2 separate regions of the Homo sapiens genome follow, and region 2 is linked to region 1. A link is a loop called in an ENCODE intact Hi-C map of the cell type or tissue named here. Cell type or tissue: heart left ventricle. All regions are shown on one strand. Links, peaks and the distances in the headings refer to the core of each region. The heading gives the core; the rest is flanking DNA.

Region 1 (17,132 bases), core at 4,501-12,500:
AAACAAATAATCTGGATTCCCACAGGCAGTTACTTTCTCAAATAAGTAGTTTAATAAACTGTCATGGCTATCACATTGATTAAACTTTCAAGAGAGCTGGTAAAATGAAATCATCTGCTAAAAAGACATTCACACCAGATCAGATCAGATCATATTACTGCTATGCTACAAACCCTTCCATCACTTCCCAGTGCACTTAAAACAAAATTCAGAAGGTTTAACATCACCAATTTCTCTATGTTGATTTGAAACTAGCCAGTCGTCTTTCTATTCCTCAAACACATCAAACCCTTTCTCATCTCAAAACTTATGGACATTTTCTTTTTCCTTATCTAGGAATAGATATATTGCCTCCATCTATCCATTTATTCATTTCATCATTTAACAAGTATTTACTCGGCATTTATGTGTCAAACTCCAGGGGTATAGCAGCAAAAAAAATCTCAAGAGTGACTTTCCAGAACAGCACTGTAAAACCAAACTGTAATGCTGGAGATGTTCTGTATTTGTGCTGTCCAATAATGTAGCCACCAACCACTTGAAATATGCCCTGTGACTGCTATTTTAGACAATACACCTCCAGATCACTGACACTTAATCAGCAGTCATTCTTAAGGAATCATCAAAAGAACAATACAATGAGTTGTATACATTAACTAAAACCACAGAGATCAAGTCAGCCTTAAAGGGCAAAAATACTAAATTTCTGTCTTGCGGCCTTGGTACTAAATATTTCCTCTGTTGGAAATACTTTTCTCCCTTTGTCTTCTGATTATCATTCGGTACTCAGCTTAAACGTTACCTCTAGAAAGATTTTATTTGACTAAAATCTAAACTAGCCACCAGGTCCCTTCTAGTACATTGACCTCTTTAAATTTCTTTATTGCAGTACCATTTGCACATCTGATTCTTCTGTTGTTCAATGTGTCCAACCATTAGAATCATGATTGTGGTTGTTTCAGATCAGTGAGAAATGAAATTCTCAGCTCATTAAATGGTTTTCATTCACTGAACAAATATACATTGATTACCCAGTTACTCTAACCATTGGTCTACGTAAAAGGATACAACAGAGAACAAAGCATTAAAGAGCACTGTGGAGCTTATCATTTTAGTGGCAGAAGGAAAATATCTACCAAGAAAAATATCAGTAGTAAGTGTTGTCATGGAATGATATGAGGAATCTATTGTTACATTTTTAAAAGCAGGTATTTCTAAAACAAGCTAATTTGTCTTTAAAGAAAAAGTGGGAGGCCGGACACAGTGGCTCATGCCTGTAATTCTAGCTACTTGAGAGGCTGAGGGGGGAAGGATCCCTTCAGCCCAAGAAGTTGAGGCTTCAGAGAGCTGTGATTGCACCACTGCACTGCACTCCAGCCTGGGAAAAGAAAAAAGAAAAGAAAGGAAAGAACAAGTGAAAAATTGGGGGTGTGTTTGTATACACATAGAAAAATGTCCAGAAACAGGACATCAATACATAACAATAGTTAACTAACAATAGTTAGTGTTACGAGATCTTTTACTCTCTGCTCTTTTTAATATAGCTTGAACTGTTCACAAGCAAGTATGAATTTTTATTGCTTTTTCTGATCATAAGACATGGGGAAGGTGCAGATTAAGTTTAAAAAAAGAGACAGATCATTAACACCAAACATTTCTGAATAATTAGGAAATGCCACAGGACTCAGAGTATAAAGTCAGTGACCTTGATAATACAATTTTTTTAGTAAAAAGCAATAGGAAAAAAAGCTGTAAAGGGTTAAAGAACAGGGTAGTAAAGTACTTAAGCATAATAAACAGGACAATTTATACAAAAAATTTAACAGTTGAAGATAGTAACTAGATGGGGAAACTGTACAAAACAAGCGCTTTAAAAGAGATATTCGAAGAAATGTAGAAATGAAGTAAGGCCCACCATAGCGCCTTACTTTTCACAACTGATGAGGTTATCTATTGAAAGGAAGAAGCATGAGGGCTTGAGGGAATAGAGACTGGAATAGCTGTTGTGAAGAGTGCATTACACCAAAAAGAGTTAAGTCTTTATCTACTGATCCTGTTGCTCTGTGTAAGTTAGTGCCAAAATGGGTCTTAGGATATACTGATTACATGGACTAGTTTTTCAAACAGGGCTGCAAAAGCAATTTAATGAGTCACTATCAAAGTTTTTTTGTTAACAAAAATAGAAAACAGAGTTTATCACAAGTAGTTTCAGTTATATAATCTATGTATGTGTTTTATTCACTAATCTATATATACATATGTATGCACTGCGTCATGATGTAAAGTATTTCTAATTATGGGTTTGAAAGCCACAATTACAGAAAACAGCCAAACATGGTGGCGTGCACCTGTAATCCCAGCTACTTGGGAGGCTGAGGTAGGAGAATTGTTGGAACCTGGGAGGTGGAGGGTGCAGTGAGCCAAGATTGTGCCACTGCACTCCAGCGTGGGTGCCAGAGTGAGACTCTGTCTCAACAACAACAAAAAAAGAGTCAATGTAAAAGGACATCAAAGCCACTGCCACAAAGCCCCTGCACTTGATTCTACTGGCAGCCACTTGCCACTTGATTCCTTGACAACATTAAGTCAGCTTTCCCACGTCACTTACTTTTGATTGGTTACATTCACTAAAAAGCTTCATAATAGCTGACTGGAATCCTCATCATGAAAAACTGACTTAGACCCTCTAAATTGTTTTCAATCTCTAAAATGTCAACCAAATTCAACTAAAAGAGTAGCCCTAAAAATTTAAAGCACACAATTTTCACTCTATCTGAAAATGGCCTTGCCCACTCTGAAGCAACCATAGCATTTCTGAGTTTTTCTCCTATCTGTGGACCCCTCTTCTTCTATTTTACCTGTGGAAATTCTACCTGCCCCTCCCCTCTTTTCCTTTTTTTAGTTTTTTTTTTTTTTTTGGAGATGGAGTCTTGCTCTGTCGCCCAGGCTGGAGTGCAGTGGCGTGATCTCGGCTCACTGCAAGCTCTGCCTCCCGGGTTGAAGAGATTCTCCTGCCTCAGCCTCCCAAGTACCTAGGATTACAAGCGCACACCACCACGTCCCGCTAATTTTTGTATCTTTAGTAGAGACGGGGTTTCACTATGTTGGCCAGGCTGGTCTTGAACTCCTGACCTTCTGAGCCACCGCACCTGGCCTACCTGCTTTTTTTTTTTGATGCTTAACTAACTAGTACCCAACTTGTGCGTGCAAACTTCTACCGAGCAGCCAAGTTAGCAAAGAGAAAGCCCAAAACCCATAGAGTAGAATAACACTGTAGACTACACATTAACATGTCACATATCCACTATTTTTCAAATATAGAAAGATGTGACTGTGGCCAGGCAAGGTGGCTCACGCCTGTAATCCCAGCACTTTGGGAGGCTGAGGCGGGCGGATCACTTGAGGTCAGGAGTTCGAAAACAACCTGACCAATATGGTGAAACGCCGTCTCTACTAAAAATGCAAAAATTAGCCAGGCGTGGTGGCAGGTGCCTGTAATCCCATCTACTCAGGAGGCTGAAGCAGGAGAATGGCTTGAGCCTGGGAGGCAGAGGTTGCAATGAGCCAAGATTGTGCCACTGCACTCCAGCCTGGGCCACAAAGCAAGACTCTGTCTCCAAAAATAATAATAATAAATAAATAAATAAAATAAAATTTAAAAAGGCACCAATTAATTCAAAATATCTTTCATTACATATTATCTTCATCACAGATGCTATAGTATAAGTACTATCATGATATTAAAAAGAGGTATGTAGGCCGGGCACGGTGGCTCACACCTGTAATCCCAGCACTTTGGGAGGCTGAGGCGGGTAGATCATGAGGTCAGGAGTTCAAGACCAGCATGGCCGAGATGGTGAAATCCCATCTCTACTAAAAACTACAAAAATTAGCCAGGCATGGTGACAGGTGCCCATAATCCCAGCTACTCAGGAAGCTGAGGTAGGAGAATCACTTGAACCCAGGCGGCGGAGGTTGCAGTGAGCAACAGAGTCAGACTCTGTTTTCAAACAAAAAAAAAAGAGAGAGAGAGATATGTAACCAGCAGTTTCACATTTGAAAGTGTTTAAAAACCCAGGCCTAGTTCAATTTTTTTCCATGAGGCCTCCATTACTGTTTTTGAGTTAAATTATAAAAATCTTACAAGGATCAAATCCTACCATACTGCCATATTTATTTTATGTAAATAATGTGCTGTATGCTGCCGTCTGCAATTTGCTCAACATTGTTCTATTAATCTATAGTCCTGTTGTAGCTGTCTCTTGTCCATTCATTCTATCCGCCACAGTTCACTATTATTCTATGATAGTCAGAATCACATAGTCATGTGATCACTGACTTGGCTGTGCTCCGTGGGCACTGCTTTTCTGCCAGGTCCTGGAGTTGTCACCCCTTTTGCCTCTCAGCCTCCCACGGGCGCAATGGAGGAGAAGGATGAGAAAGCATGGGTGCTGCTGGCCCTTCTGTGGCCTCCAGTCACCTGGCTATGACTTTTGATGCTGTTATTGATGTGTTTCCTTGGCTTCAGCAGCTATTTTTGCTATAATAATCCTGCTGCCCTTCAGACTCAGGATAAACGGAACAGGCAGGTGAACACCATGAAATTCATGCTGCTATATGCCTGGTATTCTTGGCCCAATGTAGTTTTGTGTTTCTTTGGTGGCTTTTTAAAAGACCGAGTATTTGGAATATGATGGGGCACAATTACTTTTAGCTGTTTTATTTGCACTGGACAGGTTGTTTTGTTCTGGGTGGAATATTTAATGTTTTTTGGCTGATGGAATTTGAAAGACTTGTGTTTGGATTGGTGGGGAGTGCTCAGCAGTTGCCCAGGACATATGCTGTCAGCTGGTTTAAAGACAAAGAATTAAACCTGGTGTCTGGACTCCAACAATTTAGCATGGCTAGAATTGGAAGTACGGTAAACATGAACTTCGTGAGTTGGCTGTATTCTAAGATTGAAGCTTCGTGGGGTTCTGCTGGTCACACAACCCCTGGGGTCACACTTAAGATTGGGGGTATAAAATGTATTCTTTCACTAATCTGTGCCTTCCTTGGCTCTTGCTTACTTAGATGCGAGAGCAGAGAGAATCCTTCATAAAGAACAACAACAACAAAAAAAGGGGGGGGAAGTTTTTACATTAACTGATGTAAAGGATTTCTCCTTACCCCTGTGGCTCATATTTATCATCTGTGTCTGCTATTGTGTTGCCATGTTCCCTTTTATTGGACTTGGGAAAGTTTTCTTTACAGACAAATTTGGATTTTCTTTCCAGGCAGCAAGTGCAATGAACAGTGTTGTATATGTCGTTATCAGCTCCCACACCCCAGTATTTGGGCTCCCAGTGGATGACACGGGGAAGAACAGCATCTGGGTTCTGCGTGTGGTTGCAGCCACTCTTGTGTCCCACATGATGCTGGCCTTTATGATGTGGAGCCCTTGGGTTGCTGTGTCTTCTGGGAATCTCCTATTCATCGCTTGCCTGTGCATTTTGGCCAACAGTGGCATCTGTAGTTCCTGAACATCAACTGGGAACTGCATATGGCTTCACGCACTCCATTCAGAATCTTGGGGTGGCCATCATTTCCATCACTGCTGGGATGGATGATACTGGACACTGGGGGATATTTGTTTTTAGAAGTTTTCTTCATTGCCTGTGATTCTATGTGACTTTTATCTGTGGTCTTACTCTATTTTGTGAATCATGCCCAGGGTGAGAACCTAAATTATTCCACAAGACAAAGGGAAGAAATAAAATTTTCCCATACTTAATAAGTTTAAATGACTGTGTCATGAGAATGGGCTTTTGCACATCACTGGTTTGAAAATCTCCATTTTTAAAAATTTAGAGTTTAGTCATGAGAAAAAAAATAATGGAATGGCAAGTTGTATTTATATCCAAATACACCTATTTCAAAGTGTATTTGTGAGAACTATTTTAGCCTGTGTCTTCTGTATTGTGTGTTGCTGAAGAATTCTACAAAAGGCCAACCAACAATGAAAGGTTTAGAAAACTGCTCTGGAACATCCAGGTGAACTTCAGAAAAGAACAGTGAAAACAGAAAAACACAGGAGCTTCTTTTGAGATTGTCTTCATTAAGTATGTGTCTAAGGGATACAGCCTTTTCTTTATCTTACAGCAGAAAAAAAAAAAATTGTGACAGACATTCCCTTTCCTGGTAGGGGCATAATGCTAGAAGACATGTGAAGATATTTGTATGAAGTCTCTTTCTACTCACAACCAGTAGCTTGGGCTCTACTATGTGGTTATGTGGACTGCTGAGCAGTGACCCTTCTGAGTTGATTTTTCTGTTACTGAGTCCCCTAATCTCTTAGGGACACAAATTATAGTACAAACAGTCTGTACAGTTTTTCATATAGTCTAATTAGTAACTACAAAGTGTCCTTCGAATTATAATTGACATTTACAAAAATAAATAATAAAACTGCAAAAGGGGAAAAAATAATTTTTTTTTTGCTATTATAAGCAATAGAACATGGAACATTTGAAACATTTCCTAAGCATAGGGTTTTTACCCTAGAAATGAAACTGCTAAGACCAAATTTAAGTAATTGTTCAAAGTCACTCAACTAAGAAGAGTGGTAGAGTTAGAGAGCTAACCAAAGGCAGTCCCCAAAGTCCATGTTCTTGAACACTACGTGATAAACCGCATGGCATTACCACTGATCATTCCATTTCCAAGCAATGTAGGCACTAGGTTCATTCCCTCCAGAACTTCATTACAGAAGAGATGGCTTCTGCCTCTATGTCTCACACAGGACTGGAAAATAATTTATAACTGGAATAGAATTTTGCAACTGTAAAAGAATGTAATTCAGAGTTTTGGTTAACTGATTCTTCATTTTCTATATCTACCCAAGGCAATACTACAAAACACATAATCTTAAGATTCTCCAGATTTTTCATATCATTGCCAGTGCTTAAAAACAAAATAAATAAATAAGACATACTCCTTGAACAGACCAGCCACTGGTGATGAAAGGAAAAGAGAGATAAAAGTTATACAGTCATCATTCATTAATAATTTATAAAATGTTATAATGATACAGTGATATCCAGGTTTCTTAGACTTTCTGGTTTTGTTTGTTTGTTTAAGACAGGGTCTAGCTCTGTTGCCCAAGCTAGAGTGCAGTAGCGTAATCTTGGCTCACTGCAGCCTCCACCTCCTGGGCTCAGCCTCCTGACTGCAGGCATGCATCACCATGCTTGACTTATTTTTGTATTTTTTTTTGTAGAGACAGGGTTTTGCCATGTAGCCGAAGCTGGTCTCCAACGTCTGAGCTCAAGCGATCCACCCTTGGCCTCCCAAAGTGTAGGGATTATAGACGTGAGCCACTGTATCCACCCTAAACTTCCGTACTACAAACCTATTGCCACTTCTACCTGAAATTTTAATTTCTGTGGATATGAGTGGTTATCCATACTGTTTGATAATCAGTCTGAAAACAGTTGGTATACCACACCAGTTTCAGAATGTACATTTCATAGAAAGGCCTTAGGGACTACTGCACTGGAAAGACTCATTAATAAAAATAAAAATGTAATGCTATATAAATATGAGTATGACTGAATTAAGACTTGTGGCAACTATAGGAGTCTCAAAGTAATCCTTGAACGGTACCGGTTATCAATCACATAGACTGAAAAGAGAGTGGAGCGCCCTCTAGTGACTACATGAGGGCTAATGATGGCACAGAGAGATAATCACAGCAGCTTTTACAGAATTTTGGTACAGTATTTCTATTATCTAATTATAAAGTGGTGAATTAATCACTTAGGTCTGGGTACCATCTGAGCCTATACTAATTTATTTTCAATCCTATAACACCCCTCCCCCCAGCACAAGCCTCTACTTCCCTTCACAGGCAGTTATTTAAACGTAAGGTGTATATATTCACTTCCAATAGTGCTCTTCAAACAATTCCAAGATGGCCTCTACTCTCTCCATTCCACTGAAATAATTACAAGAACCTCACTACTTTCTGCTAAGAAGTTTTTTAAGAACTTTTTTTTTTTTTTTTTTAGATAGAGTTCTGCTCTTGTTGCCCAGGCTGGAGTGGGTGACACGATCCCGGCTCACTGCAACCTCTGCCTCCTGGATTCAAGCGATTCTCCTGCCTCAGCCTCCCGAGTAGCTGGGATTACAGGCATATGCCACCTCACCTGGCTAAATTTTTTGTATTTTTAGTAGAGACAGGGTTTCTCCATGTTGGTCAGGCTGGTCTCCAACTCTCGACCTCAGGTGATCCTGCCCACCTCGGCCTCGTGAGCCACTACGCCCGGCCGACAACAAATATTTTTTAAGCATTCTATGAAGTACATGGTTCTTGGTAGCATTCTAAAAGGCTTACTTCTAACAAACCTTTCTTCATTCCCCTGTACCTTCCTTTGCCTTTCTCAGGTCCTGCCCTAGGAATATGCTCTCTCTTTCCTGAGCAAAGGCTAGTGATCTCAGGAAGGCACAGTCCAGAAGTGACCACCAGTATTCTCAGCAGCATATACACACTCCAGCAGAGCTGCCAGAAATATTGCTGTGATTCACATCTCAATTCAACAGCCAACACTTTTAAAAATGTACACCAAAGACCAGAGACGGTTTTGTTTTCTTTTTTGAGACGGAGTCTCGCTCTGTCACCAGGCTGGAGTGCAGTAGCGTAATTTTGGCTCACTGCAACCTCCACCTCCCGGATTCAAGCGATTCTCCTGCCTCAGCCTCCTGAGCAGCTGGGACTACAGGCGCCCGCCACCATGCCCAGCTAATTTTTGTATTTTTAGTAGAGACAGGGTTTCACCATGTTGGCCAGGCTGGTCTTGAACTCCTGACCACAGGTGATCCACACGCCTCAGCCTCCCAAAGTGCTGGGATTACAGGCGTGAGCCAACGCACCAAGCCAGCAGATGCATCTTACAAAACAATACATACTAGTAAATTTAAGTTAGTCTGCAAACACTCAGAGCAGAAAAGAAGACTGTGGTCTTTGCATCTAGAAATGTACGACATGAAATATTTTTAAACTCTATTTCTCTTCTTCTACTGCTCTTTCACACCACTACATTGTTGTCTATCCTTAAGCCATTGGTTTAACAATTAATAGTCAGTTAATAGATTATCATAGAGCATAACAATAACTTTCAATAAACTAGGAGAAAGTGACCATTAGTTTAGTTTGGGATAAGAACACCTAGATTCTAACCAGTATTCGGTGGGGACTCAAGTAGAGAACCATGAAAAGAGACGATCTTGAAAGTTCTCCTTAGCCTTCTTAAAACACTGATGTGTGTAATACATTCTCAATTAAAATGTCCAAAAATTATATAACTCTTCTGCCTCCTGAGTTCAAGTGATTCTCCTGCCTCAGCCTCCCGGGTAGCTGGGATTACAGGCATGCCACCATGCCCAGCTAATTTTCGTATTCTTAGTAGAGATGGGGTTTCACCATGTTGGCCAAGCTGGTATCAAACTCCTGACCTCTCAGGTGATCCACCCACCTCAGCCTCCTAAAGTGCTGGGATTGCAGGCATGAGCCACCGCGCCCGGCCTGAAACTATTATTTTTAATAGCAATAGGTCTTAGACATTAGAGCTTCAAGCAAAACACAAAAACTCTTCCATGATCAAATTCAGTACAAAGGATATTGAATACAGCCATTTCTCCTGCTCCTTAAAAAATAATTTCATGTCAGTTTGCCAAAATATTTGTGGTTTTGCTTTGTTTTGTTTTGAGATGGAGTCTCACTCTGTCACCCAGGCTGGAGTGCAATGGCGTGGTCTCAGCTCACTGCAATCTCTGCCTCCTGAGTTCAAGTGATTCTCCTGCCTCAGCCTCCTGAGTAGCTGGGACTACAGGTGCATGCCACCACACCCAGCTAATTTTTGTATTTTTAGTAGAGATGGGGTTTCACTACATTGGCCAGGCTGGTCTCGAACTCCTGACCTCATGATCGGCCCGCCTTGGCCTCCCAAAGTGCTGGGATTACAGGTGTGAGCCACCGTGCCCAGCCTGCCAAAATAGTTTTTAATTCAGTGTATTAAAAGAGCTCCATTTTGAAGATGTCAGTTCCATTATACTTACTAAAGTGTATCTGGAGGGCCAATAATAAGGACTTCCCATCGGTAGAGATCATTGTCATCTATTAAACCTGCAGAAAAGCCTTCCACTGGATTTTTGTTGAGTTCTGTGGAAAAAGAAAAGTTTAATCAATACATTTAAGCACATAATTTGCATCCAGTAGATAAATTACAGAACTTGAGCGTACATGTTTTATGTAAGTTTTAAACCATTAAATAGATATACCTTGCCAGGCAAAATGCTACTTGATGGCCAAAACATTTTCATGCCTATACTGTAAGAAAGCCCTGGGTAAAGCAAACTATCCAGAAGATCAACTTCTACTGGTATCCAGCCAGGCTCTTGTCATTCTAAGTGGCCCTACAGTGGTCTTTTAAGGAAGCTTGTTAAAATGCAGATATCCAGGCCCGTCCCCCAGAGATTCTCATTGAGAGGGAGCCCTGGAAATCAAATCATGTTGGCAATTCTTATGCTGCTGTCTTCAGGGTATACTTTCAGAGTGTCTAATCATACCTTTTCATTGGAATGTACTGCGCTTAATAACTTTCATTTATACTAACATTTGTACACCTATTTGACTTGTCCCTGTAGTCTTGGGGACCTGCTTCTACAGTGGGTGCTCCTGTGTGCCCATCCATCTCTGAGCACAAGGAGAGCAGGGGCCCCATATGTCTTGTCTGTATATGTCGACCCTCTGAGAGCCACAGCTTCTGGGACAGAGGAGCAGCTTAAGAGTAACACCTGGAGCATACAGAATGGCTGCAGCATCGTGAGGTTCTCCTCCTCTAAAGAGAGTGCTGTGGCATGGAGAAAGGATGACAGGGTGGGAAACAAGAGAGGCGAGGAACTGGCAAGGTGGGGGCACACAGGCCAAGACAGGGACCTTAAGGAGCAGGTGAGCAGCGGTACAGAGCCCAGAATGTTTCCAGAGACACCAGACTTAATAAAGTACTGGCCTCCTGATGGTGAGCAGATCATGTGAGAAATTTTTAAACAACTTTAATGAGGTATAACTGACATTCAGTGAACTGCACATACTTAAATTATACAATTTGGCCGGGCGTGGTGGCTCACACCTGTAATCCCAGCACTTTGGGAGGCCGAGGCAGGTGGACCACCTGAGGTCGAGAGTTTGAGACCAGACTGACCAACATGGAGAAACGCCGTCTCTATTAAAAATACAAAATTAGCTGGGCGTAGTGGCACATGCCTGTAATCCCAGTTACTCGGGAGGCTGAGGCAGAAAAACTGATTGAACCCAGGAGGCAGAGGTTGTGGTGAGCCAAGATCGCGCCATTGCACTCCAGCCCGGGCAACAAGGGCAAAACTCTGTCTCAAAAAATATATAAATAAATAAATTAGCTGGGCATGGTGGTGTGTGCCTGTAATCCCAGTTACTCAGAAGGCTAAGGCAGGAGAACTGCTTGAACCCGGGAGGCAAATGTTGCATCAAGCCAAGATCACGCCATTGCACTCCAGCCTGGGTAACAGAGCAAGACTCCATCTCAAAAAGAAAAAAAACACACACACACAATTTAATAAGTACTGATATACACCAGAGGAACCAACACAACAACAATCACAATAGTGAATGCATGTATCAATCACCCACACAATTATCACATTTTACCGGCCAGTGGAACTGAGTACTCATTGGCTCAAATTGGAAAGTGTGGACAAAGAACACACAGGAGTAGAGTGGTTTGAAAAGGACTTGCTGGGAGTCTCAACAGGTGTGTAATTCTCGTATACTACCTGCCATCATTCTCAGGCAGCTTTGTCTAATGATGAAAGGCAGTATAATATAACTCAGAGTGCTACAAAGGACTGAACCAATGTTTAGGTAACTGAGGAGATATTAATTTTTGGGGAAATCAAGAGATGGTATTATTTCAACAACTACGATTTAACAACATGCCAGCAAAATAGGAGAAAGCCAATAGTGAAAATTTATATTTAGGCAGGGCGTGGTGGCTCACACCTGTAATCTCAACGCTTTCAGGAAGCCAAGATGGGTGGATCACTTGAGGTCAGGAGTTCAAGACCAGCCTGGCCAACATGGTGAAACCCTGTCTTTAGTAAAAATACAAAAATTGGCCGGGCATGGAGGCGGACATCTGTAATCCCAGCTACTCAGAAGGCTGAGACAGGAGGATCACTTGAACTGGAAGGCAGAGGCTGCAGTGAGCCAAGACCATGCCACTGTATTCCAGCCTGGGTGACAATGCGAGACTCCGTCTCAAAAATAAAAATAAAAAATTTATGTTTAAACATGAAGTGCTTCTTTTCTTGAAATGTGAGGGGAGATTTTTATAAGTCTAACATTTTTGCATAACAGGCAAACTAGACTTTTACAAATAGTTAAAATCAGCTCTGTATTTCAAAACACAAGAAATGTACTTTTACTTTAAAGTGGCTAATCTAAAATACTTTTTAAAGATATTGAAAGTGCAAACACATTAAGAAGGGAACAGCATTTTCACTGTTATTTTGTTTATGCACGCATATGTGTACTGAGCGCCAACTATGTTGCAGACATTCTATTAAAAAACAGAAAGTCCCACTTTCCTGTCAACTGAGGAACAGAGTGCAGCACACACAAATGCACTGTGAGGAGTTATTTTCTACATGACTGATCTCATTTCCAACCTTTTTCTAGAGAAACACCATTACATTACTCGGACCATTTTCTACAACACTGTACACAAGAGTCTTGTGAAAGATTCTATAATATATCCAGAAATCACCTAGTTGTTGCATTTTCCACCAGAAGTCCAGGGTTTATAAACATAGGTGAGTAAGCTCTGAAATTAGTATACATGGTCAAAATTACCCTTGAAAATTTCCTTACACTTTCCATAAAGCATATCATTGCTTCTTACTCTTGTCAAAACCCCCAAGTTCTTGAAATCTTTTGCCCATTCTTTCCATGCATTTCTTCTACAGGCATAATTGTGTCCTTTGCTTGTTCCATGTAAGTAATACAAAAGCAATGTTGAAAAATGTCCAATGTCTCACTTTTGTCATGGCTTCAGCCCCCAGCATGAATCTTCCTAGGTCTAGATGCATGAATATTTAACAGGCTTAATCCATTTAAAGTGATAGAACCTTACCATGCCTTCATGAATGCTTCCTTCAAGGTCTCTATCAATACTAGCCCCCTCCATGAAGTCTTCCCTAAATAATTTATCAAATAATCTTTTGGCTTCTGCTAAATTCCTATTAATTGTACTTTCAGTCTATCTACATCTTCTGGCACTTGACCAACATCGGCTCCTGATCCCCAGAGAAGTAAACAGGCAATTACAATGTGCTCCAACAACAGTACAAGAATTTGAGGGCACACAAAAAAGAAGGGCACATAACATAATCATGAAGAATAAGAAAAGGCTTCTAAAAAGAAAAGAAATAAAGGATTTGGGTGAGGGAATTCAAGGTTTAGAATCTGAACCCTACTTTAGGTAGAGGAGCATGTACAAAAACTTGAAATAGGGCAATCAGTATGTGACTGGAACGGCGGGGGGCAGGGGAGCAGCTGAAACTAAACAGAATGTCAAAAGCTGGACAGCAAAGGGCCTTTGTAAGCCCTGCATGCTTGGACTTTATCCAGAGGGCAATGATAAGCCTTTGAAGGGTGGTTCTTTTTTTCTTTTTCTTTTAAACAATGGAGTGACCTCATGAGATTTACATTTGCAAAAACCAATCTTGTAGTATGTAGAAGATTGTTTAAAAAGGCATGATGAGAACAAAGAAACAAAAAGCAAGCAATTCAAGTAATCTTGAAAAGTGTACCTCGAGTATATAGTAGTCGAAACAATGAAGAAAACAAGGCTATTTAGAAGAGAATCAATCAACCTAACCTGGTGATGTTAAAGAAGTGGGGCTTAAAGTAGTAAGTCAAAAATGACATGAGCTGGGCATGGTGGCTCACCGCTGTAATCCCAAAACTTTGGGAGGCTGAGGTGGGCAGATCGTTTGAGCCCAGGAGTTTGATGCCAGCCTGGGCAACATGGCAAACCCCTGTCTCTACCAAAAAAAAGAAACAAAAGAGTACAAAAATTAGCCAGGCACAGTGATGTGCACCTACAGTCCCAGCTACTCGGGGAGGCTGAGGTGGGAAGATGACTTGAGCCCAGGAGGCGGAGGTTGCAGTGACCTCAGATGACACCAGGGCACTCCAGCCTGGGCAACAGAGCCAGACCTTGTCTCAGTTTAAAAAATAATTTTTTTTAAAAAAAGTAAAATGACATATGATTAAAAAGTTGAGCAGAGTTACCATATGACCCAGCAATTCCACTTCTAGGTATATACCCTAACATCTGTCCACACAGCAAGTTGTACATGAATGTCTGTAGTAGCATTTGCTGTAATAATCAAAAGGCAGAAACTCAAGTGTCCATCGACAAATGAATAAACTGCAGTATATACATACAATGAAATACTATTCAGCCACAGAAAGAAATGAAGTACTAATATATGAAGCTCAGTAACATCAGGCTAAGTTAAAGAAGCAGACATATAAAGTCACATGTTATATGACTTATTCTATATGATATATCCAGAAGAGGCAAATCCAGAGACAGAAAGTAGATTAGACAATGAGGGAAGGGAGAAAGGGGGCGTAATTACTTAAGGGGTATAGGGATGGCGATTTAATGGTGTGATGAGAACGTCTGAAAGCTAGATCGAGCTGGTGGCTGGCTGCACAACATCGTGAATACACGAAACACCACTGAGTGGTACACTTTAACACCATTACCTATAATGTCAATTCCTCCCTCCCTGTTTTTCTGACACCAGATTTCTGTGCAAGGGTAGAAATCTGTTCATTCACTGAAATGAGAAACATAGGAGGAGGTTTGTCAAGAGAGGGGAGGAAATGGTGATGGGCTTGGTATTAAATGCCTTTTGTTAGGGACAAAAAATACATTGCTTTAAAAAGAAATCTACTGGGCACGGTGGCTCCCGCCTGTAATCCCGACACTTTGGGATGCCAAGGCGGGTGGATCATCTGAGGTGAGGGAGTTCGAGACCAGCCTGGCTAACACAGTGAAACCTCATCTCCACTAAAAATACAAAAATTAGCCGGGTGGTGGTGGGCGCCTGTAGTCCCAGCTACTTGGGAGGCAGGAGAATCGCTTGAACCCAGGAGGCGGAGGTCACCGAGATCATGCCACTGCACTCCAGCCTGGGCAATAGAGTGAAACTCCGACTCAAAAAAAAGAAAGAAAAAAAAATCTGAGCTGACGATAGAGACTTCAGGGTTATCAGAATATGGCTGATCACTGAGGTTGTAAGTTGATGCATCACCCAAGGATAAGCATTAATATAAACTGCAGGGGATGTAACCGAATGAATTCTAGAAAATATTAACAACTGAGAAACAAAAAACAGGAGGCGGCACAAGGTAAACTGAGAAAGGTAAGCCAGTGAAATAGGGAGGCCGAGGCAGGCGGATCACGAGGTCAAGAGATCGAGACCATCCTGGCTAACACGGTGAAACCCCGTCTCTACTAAAAATGCAAAAAATTAGCCGGGCGTGGTGGCGGGCACCTGTAGTCCCAGCTACTCGGGAGGCTGAGGCAGGAAAATGGCGTGAACCTGGGAGGCGGAGCTTGCAATGAGCCGAGATCGCGCCACTGCACTCCAGCCTGGGCGATAGAGCAAGACTCCATCTCAAAAAAAAAAAAAAAAAAAACAAAAGCCAAGAAAACATTTTATTAAAGCTAAAGGAGATGCATTTAAAGGAGAAACTATCCAATGATGATAAACACATACAGCTCAGGGAAGAAGGGGTCTATATTCAGTCCACTGGATTCAATTAAAAAAAAAAGGCCACAGTTGCCCTCGGCATAAGCAGTGTCAGTGTGAAGGTAAGGTGGAATCCATGCAGGCAACGCTGAGTGGACAAAGAGAAGATGAAGTGGAAAAACCCAAGTGGAAATTTTTTCTAAAAGTTTGACGGTAGATGGAAAAGTGTAGTAGTCACGGGTAAATGAAATTCAAGCAAGTTTTATTTTAATGGAAAAGGCTGAAAGATGTTAAAACATCCTATCTGTGTTTAAATGTTGATACGGATACCTCACACTACATCCAAATCCAGACAGATTACAGATATAAACAAAGAGGTATAAAACCTAACTAAAAGAAAACATAGAATAGTGTTTTTTCACATCAATTTGAGTGGAGGTGGTCCTCCTATGCAGGACACAAAACTCAACAGTCAAATAATGCTACACAAAATACTTTAAGGTTAGTACAGCAATAAAGTCTAAATACAAATGACTGGGAAAGAATATTTGCAAAATAGGGAGAAGTTTAAAATTCCTAATACAAACAGAGCTTCTGTAAATCAAAAGGGAAACTAAAACCCAAAAGTGACCATGCTTGACCTTCTACTTATATTCCTAAGGTATTAGGAGTTTTGAGAATGCCAAAGATGAAGATAACATCTTTTCTGAATGCTATCTAGAGATAAAATTAAGAGTTGGAAAGGGCTAGAAAGACCTCTCTTTCTCACAAAAGTCATGACTGCTAAAACACAAAAGTTTATAGTTCTAAAGGAGGCAAAACTAACCAACAGTATTACAAATCAGGACGATAGTATTTCTCTCTCTCTCTCTCTCTGTCTTTTGGAGCAGGAAGTGAGAGTAGTATCTGGGAAGAGGCATGGAACGGACTTCTGGTGTACTGGTAGAGGCATGCCGTCCGTAATATGTGCGTACTTTCCTGTCAATGTTATACTTCAATTTTTAAAACTCAGTAAATCCTGGAGTATCCAGTGACTGTTAAATGGGAGTTATGCTTGCATGCTATGAATCTGGAAATCACTGTGGGCCAGAGTGGTCTACAAGCCATGAATAAAAAGGAAACCCAGGGACAAGGTAGTGTCCTTGAGAGTAATGACTTCTATGTGTTAAGTCATGGAAAATAATGCATGAGCAGACTTGCTAAGATAGAGTCATTACCAAGAATAAGACTAAAAAAGAACAGAAAGAGCATATGAAAAGTAAAAACGCTGCATTTCTGAATCGGAATTA
Region 2 (8,000 bases), core at 1-8,000, 72 kb before region 1:
AGGTGGAGGTTGCAGTGAGCTGAGATCACACCACTGCACTCCAGCCTGGGTGACAGAGTGAGGCTCTGTCTCAAAAAAAAAAAAGAAAATGAGATAAAAGATAGTAATTCAACTCAAAAAGAAAAAATAATTCAAAGGAATTTCAAAGAAAGATTTAATACAGATAAAAAGAAATTATTGAATTGGCTAAATATAAATAAAAATTAAAAGAACAATGAACCTAAACCAAATCTGCAATAAGCCAACACAAACACAAACTTAACATAACCAAAGATTGGTGAGAAAAACCCAAAAGCAGTATGAGGATTAAGTAAAGAATATAACCGCAGATAAAATAGATTATTTTGAGCTCTGAGAGAATCTTTGGGCATGGGACTCAGCTGCTGGCAGGAGGCCACAAGGCTGTTTGAGTGTCCTCATGACATGGCCGCTAACGTTCCCCCAAAATGAGCAATCCAAAAGAGAGAGCTAGGAAGAAGCCACAGTGCCTTCGATGAAGCCATCTCTCAAGTCACATGCTGCCACTTCTACCACACTCCATTCATTAGAGGTGAATCAGCCTATACTGAAGAGGAGAATTTGAATCCACCTTTGCAGGGAGAAATAGCAAAGAATTTGTGAGCATATTCTTTTTTACTCCTTTTTGTGAGCATATTCTAAACTTCCCGTGGATGTCATCGAAGGAACACAGTATGATTTAATACTGAAACTGAACAGCCTTAACCTAGTAGTTCACACAGTAGCCAACAGATGTTGAATATTGCTGTGCTTCTCTTAAAAATTTAAATAGCACACAGCTCCCCGAGTACACAGTTTGGGAAACTATGCCCTTTCCACTGCAGAGTGCAAGCTTTCCAGATGGTGCTTCAGGGGATAGCTTTCCCAACCAGAGTGAAAAGGAATAAAGGAGGATGTTTTCTGCTGTTTGGAATGGCTTGACACTATCCAGGACACATTCCAGGAGAGCTGAATGACTCATACCCTGAGCCCTTATGCCAAGGAACTGTAAGATCTTTGCTTGAGAAAGTATGCAACAAACTCTAGCTTCAAAACAGCCATTCTAATCCATTGGAACCTCTCATCGTGTCAGCTGCTACTGGTAAAGTGCTACAGAGAGGCCATAAACAGATCATTTTGCTAGAAGCAAATTGCTTTACTTCACCAAGAAGTAAATATAATACTTTCCTTGTGGACTCAGATTTGTTATGCTTTGCTGAGCTAACAGTCATATTCTTTCTCTTCCCACTTGGTCAATCAGTATCTTTATAAACTTTTATCTTTTATTCTTTTTTATTAGGGTTTAACAGACAAAAATTATATAGAGTTAATGTATGACATGTTTTGATATATGTATGCACTATGAAATGGTTATAAGCTAATTAACATATCACTTCATATATTTAAAGATACCTTAGTAAGAAATAAAAAAGCAAATTTCTACTTTGTTTACATTTTCAGATACTTTCATACTTTGAGAAAAGCTGCAGAGCATCCCCATATGCCCTTTACTCATCTTCCCCTATTATTAATACAGCTTATATAACCATAGTACAATGATCAAAATTAGGTAACTACGTAATACATACAATACCAATACCATTAACTAATTATAGGCCCTATTTTGCCAATTTTACCAGTAATACCCTTTTTATGGCCAGAATCCAACTGAGGATTCTACACTGCATTCAGTGTTAGTCTCACCCAATCTGTAATACTTCCTAAACCATTCTTGTTTTTCATAACCTTGACATGTTTGAGAAACACTCTGGCTGATTATTTTGAGAAATGTCCCTCAATTTGGGTCTGATGTTTTCTCATGAGTAGATTGAGGTTATGCATTAATGGCAAAAATCCTATACAAGAGCCAGGCAGAGTGGCTCATGCCTGAAATTCCAACACTTTGGGTAGCCAAGGCAGGAGGATCATCTGAGCCCAGGAGTTTGAGACCAGCCTTGGCAACACAGCAAGAGCCCATCTCTATTAAACAATTAGCCAGGGATGGTGGTGAACACCTGTACTCCCAGCTACTTGAGAGGCTGAGGTGGGAGGATCTCTTGAGCCCAGGAGTTCAAGGCTTCAGTGAGCCGCGATAGTGTCACTGCATTCCAGCCTGGGCGACACAGTGAGACCCTATCTCAAAAACAAAAAAAGAATCCTACAGAAGTGATTGTGCCTTCATCAGTGGATCATATCAGGTACAAACATTTCACTTTTTTGAACAAGGTATGATTCATATATCCAAACACCTTTAAAGTGTATATAATGCCTGTTGTATTTCATCAACATATGCTAAAATTCTCATAATCAAGGCTGTGTGCAGTGCCTCACACCTGTAATCCCAACAGGCCTTTGGGAGACCAAGGCAGGAGGATTCCTTGAGTCCAGGAGTTCAAGACCAGCCTGGGCAACATGGCAAAATCTCATGTCTATAAAAAATGAGACAGGCATGGTAGCACACACCTGTGGTCCCAGATACTCAGGAGGCTGAGGTGGGAGGATCACCTGAGGCCAGGAGGTCAAGGCTGCAGTGAGCCGTGATTGCACCATGGCACTCTAGCCTGGGTGACAGAGTGAAATCCTGTTTAAAAAAAAAAAAAAAAGAAAGAAAGAAATATCAATTAGACAAGAACATCAAAAAGAAAAATGTGGAGTTTTTCTTACATTCTAAGATGTAAGTTTATGCAAGCAAGAATTTAATTTTGTACACTTTGTATCCCTAACACCTTGAAAAGCGCTTACCACTCAATGTTTTTTATATGAATGGATTAATGTTGAAAAAACAAAACACCAATAAATTCATTAAATGATTTTATCAAGCCTGTTGGTGTGGAAAACATTTGAGCCTTTAAAATACAGCTTTTATGCTATTTATACACCTGTTTACAAGAACCTATTTCCAATCTTCCTCAAATTGCTGCCATGAAGTGTCAGTGCTTCCAGGTATCACATAACACACAGGCTTCCCAGGCAGTCTCAGCAACTGCAAGCCCAGGTTTAGGCAATGAGCAGGACTGCTGGGCAAAGCACACAATTCAACAGGAACAGGCCCACACATGCCACTACCACCTTGGACCTCTCCCCCATAACACATTTCAAAGATACATTTCATTAAAATGTCATAAAAAGTAAAAATGCCACATGTTCTCCTATCTGCTATCTTCACAGGTGCTTGATCTGTGAAAGCCACAAAAACCATTTACTTTGAAGCGGATCACTCCTGAAAGCAAACCTTATAGTAGAATCAAAACACGCTTATTATTTACAACTGGAGGAGAGTCTAGAGACATTTAAAGACATTAATATTCTATTTTCCTGAACTCGAGAAAACTTCCTGACTCACAGTGATGCAATCTTGTGGCCAGACAGCACTGAATTAAGGCCAGACAGCACTGAATTAAAGCTCTAAACGTTTGGATGTACTAAAAAATTTCAGTGTAAAGCAAAATTTTTTAATTCAATGTTAAAATTGGCTTTTTATTCCTTGATGTAATTTTCTGTGTTGTGTCGTTTTGTTTCAGAGAGCAGCGATGTTTCGTTTTTGCCACTCTCATTCATTTTGGTGGCAGTCGATATTTCACAATTAAAATAAAACTGAGGAACATTAACACTGTCTGAGTGACCTACGACAGTATCCCAGAAGTCAGATAATGAAGAAAAAAAAAAAAGTAGGAATATTTCACAGCTCAGCTGCCTAACTGCTTTCTAGAACTGTCATACCTATTTGTATCGTCACTGGCAAATGTACAAGAATACCACCTTCATGAGCCTCACAGCTACTAGGATCACCAATGTTTGATTATATAGATTTCAAAAGATGGTAGCTTATTCTTAACTTTTTTCTAACAAAGTCGAATATTTTCCATATATTTATTACCTTCTAGTCTTCATAAACATTCTGTTCATATAATCAAGATCCTATCACACATTTTGTGAAGAACACTACATGATCTTATAAGGTCTTCATAATTCTGTTATATATGAGGTCAAAGATACATGGTTTCAAAACACTATGCTTTAAAAAAAAAAAAAGCTATCCCTCGAGATTTCGATCACGTGGACTGGTACCCTCCCAGTAAAAAACTATTTCCCAGGCAAATGTTTTTAGTTACTGGCATGCAGGCATCTGCACATGTGTAGGTGTGTATGTGCATTTGTATCTACAACTTTTAGTTATGGACCTCAAGTTAAATCCTAGAAATTATCATAAAGAGACAGAGTTCGCTCACAGTTGGGAAACACTGATATATGTTCCCCTTAATCCATGAGATAAATGCCTACTTAGCCTTTACAACACTACTCAGGTATTAGCCACCTCTGAAACCTTCCTTTATCACCCCAACTTAGTCTGTTCTCAACCTTATATATAAGCTAACTACATTTCTGTATTTACAGCCCTGGTCTGAAATGATTTGTGAATGGCCTGTTTCCTCCAGCAGAGTACGGGCTCCGTATGGCAGGGACTGTGTTATAATCATCTCAGTGTTCCTGGCACTGCGCATGGAAAACAGTACCTTCTCAACTGACAAACCTTCTGAACAAAGATATAATTCACACAATCACTTCGGCAAGTCCAGTCATAAGCAGCATAACTATGTTTGGTCAACAACAGACTGCAGATACGATGATGGTCCCGTAAAATTATAATATTGTACTTTTACTGAACTTTTCTATGTTTAGATATACAGATACTTACCACTGTGTTACTGCTGCCTATGGCATTCAGCACAGTAACATGCTGTACATGCTGTACAGTTACACAGAACATGCTGTACAGGGTTGTAGCCTAGAAGCAACATACTATACCATATAGCCTAGGTGTGTAGTAGGCTATACCATGTAGATTTGTGTAACTATACTCTATGATGCTCCCACAACAAAACCACGTAATGACACATTCTCAGAACACATCCCTGTTATTCTCCTCACCATATAATTCTGATGAATATTAATACTAGAATTAAATTAAAATTTTGCTCTTTGCCCCTTTTTTTCCAATAGCAGTCAGGCAAGTACTAAATGAAAATGCAACCTTCAGGTCAACTTTTGAAAATGACTGTTTTCAAGTCTACTTGCCACCCTATTTGCTTCAATCCTACACAAAAAAATGTGACATAAAACAAGTAACATTAAATAGGCCAATGTAGCTATTAATTTTTTCTTTTTTTTTTTTTGAGACAGGGTCTTGTTCTGTTGCCCAGGCTGGAATGCAGTGAATGCAGTGGTGACATCATAGCTCACTGTGGCCTCAAACTCTTGGCTCAAGAAATCCATCCACCTCAGATTCCCAACAAGCTGGGACTACAAGCACATGCCATCCTGTCCAGCTAATTTTTTCTTTAATTTGCTGCAGAGACAGGGTCTTCCCAGGCTAGTCTTGAATTCCCTGGGCTCAAGTGATCCTCCCACCTTGGCCTCTCAAAGTGCTAGGATTACAGGCATGAGCCACCATACCCGGCCTTAAAATTCTTTTTTTAAAAACAAATTGTATTGTGTATATTTAAGCTATACGACACAATGCTGTGGGATACATATATAGTAAAATGAGCACTATGGTGAAGCAAATTAACATATCCACCATCTCACATAGTAACCCAAACCTATTAAAATTCTGAAGGCTAATGGTCATCTTTTGATGTTAAAGAAAGAATATTGTTATTCTTCAGAGTAACTATTCTGAGTTCAGTTCTGATAAACTAGAAAAAGTACTTTGGCCAGACACGGTGGCTCACACCTGTAATCCCAGCACTTTGGGAGGCTGAGGTGGGTGGACCACCTAAGGTCAGGAGATAAAGACCAGTCTGGCCAACATGGTAAAACCCTGTCTCTACTAAAAATACAAAAATTAGCTGGGTGTGGTGGTGGGTGCCTGTAATCCCAGCTACTCGGGAGGCTGAGGCACGAGAATCACTTGAACCTGGGAGGTGGAGGTTGCAGAGAGCCGAGATCACTATTGCACTCCAGCCTGGGTAACAGAGTGAGACTCTGTCTCAAAAAAAAAAAAAAAGAAAAAAAAAGTCCTTTGGCATCTAGCATGAAGTTTTAAGCAATTTGACAGCAGGACTTTTTATTAGACTTGAGGGAAAATTTTTTTCTGGACATGAATCCTTATTTACAGCATATTTTTTCATGAAATGAGTGTACGGAAAAACACTTACATTTTATAAATCATAAGGACATTGCAGATACTCAAATATTTACGATTTGTTAGCCAGGTATTACCTCCTAAATAGGTAGGTACACAAAGTACCTAAAAGTACAACCTGCTGATTCATTAATTATTTAACTAGTTCATGGTTGCCATCAATTGCTTAATTATTTTACTTTCATTAAATCACAAATATTTCAAAATGAGACACCACAACCTTCTGCCAAGAGCCCTTCCGCTAGCAGTTTTGTGTCCCTGATCACTCAAAGGCTCACCTGACAGGTCCAACTCTTTAGTGGAAGACAAGTTAGCCAGACTCCAGCTGTCACTGCGGGCTGCCAGGACAAACTTGTGAGCACTGATGTGCCTGTCCCCAACCTTTATCTTCAGATCGCTGATGAAGAAAAAGATCCACATATATTAGAAAAATGTCATCATAACTAGGTATAGCTAGGATTCACAGCTGATAAACACATGAGTATTCATCAACATACATCTGCAAAAGAAAAAATTACAGCGAAGAATTATTCCTATATGCTAGCACTGAATTCTGGTGAGTCATCTTTATAGTATGTTGCTAGAAATGTTTTCTATTGATAAATTCTGGCTTTAATTCACATGGCATGCGCTGCTTTCAAATACATCTTCTCATGGGATTCTTACGGTGGTGAACCTACAAGTTAAGTAGGATGATTAATATTCACATAAAAAGTAGAGGATATTTTATATAGACTAAAACAAGCTAAACCATCAGGGAGAGAAAGACAGAAAGGTTAAAGATGGTGATGACAACTCTGAGACTACAGTGCTACTATGCTCCACAGTAACGCTCAAGCAAGGTTAAACAGAAAAACCGTGAACAAACTAACAAGCAGTCATGAACATGAAACCCAGTATCTGGACTCCTGTTCTCACTAGAAACATTCAGTCCTAATATTGACCATTTTTTACTCAACTACTTATAAAAAATGGGGTGAGGAAAAAGCTTTCTTTTCAAAACATGTTTCCATAATTATGACATGCCATTATATGAAAAGATCTTCCCAAATAGATATTTATGTTTAACTCTGAAATGTCAAATACTACTGGAGGAGAGCATCTGGGCAGTTAACAAAAACGTCAAGATGACCCACTAGGCTGACACGAACACATGCCGTATGGCTATGCTGGCAGGAATCCAAAGTCACTGTCATCATCCTGCTTGTAGTTATATGTTTTATTTTCATATTCAACTTTAAAATTATTTACTAGGTTGGAAAGTCTTTGGAAACTAAATACACAAAAACCACTATATGGAAAAAAAGAAAAAGAAAAAAAAATACCATTACATGAATTAACCCATCCATTTAAAAGGAAACCCAAGCCAGGCGTGGGGGCTCACACCTGAAATCTCAGCACTTTGGGAGGCCGAGGTGGGCAGATCACGAGGTTGAGATTGAGACCATCCTGGCTAACATAGTGAAACCCCGTCTCTACTAAAAATACAAAAATTAGCCAAGCATGGTAGCAGGCACCTGTAATCCCAGTTGGTCAGGAGGCTGAGGCAAGAGAATCGCTTGAACCCAGGAGGCAGAGGTTGCAGTGAGCCGAGATCGCGCTACTGCACTCCAGCCTGGGCAACAGAGCAACACTCTGTCTCAAAAAAAAAAGAGGAAACCCAAACAGAATATTGTTTGTATATAATGCTTGACAGAGACACATTCTACGCTACAAGAGTATTGTCTAGAATACACTTAATCATCATTTGAAAGTATCGGCAATTCTAGTTCTATCAAAGACCAAGCTATAACCAATGGATATTAGATCACAAGATTAAGAGAGTATTTATTATTTCAAATTATTACAAACTGCTGTT

Evidence for each region. A loop is a pair of places that touch in the nucleus more often than their neighbours do. Peaks named below come from ENCODE experiments on the same cell type or tissue, not always from the same donor. Only the 100,000 strongest peaks of a DNase experiment are listed, where the experiment ranks them.
Region 2: it touches region 1 in a loop (2.0-fold over the local background); 7 of 110 quality-filtered maps call a loop at or near these places.

The regions. Positions count from the first base shown.
Region 1 is chr17:4,296,926-4,314,057 of GRCh38, forward strand. UBE2G1 (ubiquitin conjugating enzyme E2 G1) reads right to left here. Exons shown (of 6, transcript NM_003342.5): 2 at 10,096-10,198. It also overlaps the pseudogene MFSD1P1. Among named protein-coding and RNA genes, the nearest start is that of ANKFY1, 42 kb to the left of the region's middle. In heart left ventricle, for the core only: a CTCF peak has its summit at 7,711 (motif pointing left); no DNase peak of the experiment used is centred there; H3K27ac peaks cover 125 bases.
Region 2 is chr17:4,229,352-4,237,351 of GRCh38, forward strand. ANKFY1 (ankyrin repeat and FYVE domain containing 1) reads right to left here. Exons shown (of 25, transcript NM_001330063.2): 3 at 6,421-6,539. Among named protein-coding and RNA genes, the nearest start is that of ANKFY1, 31 kb to the right of the region's middle. In heart left ventricle, for the core only: a CTCF peak has its summit at 4,428; a DNase peak (open chromatin) is centred at 405; H3K27ac peaks cover 5,934 bases.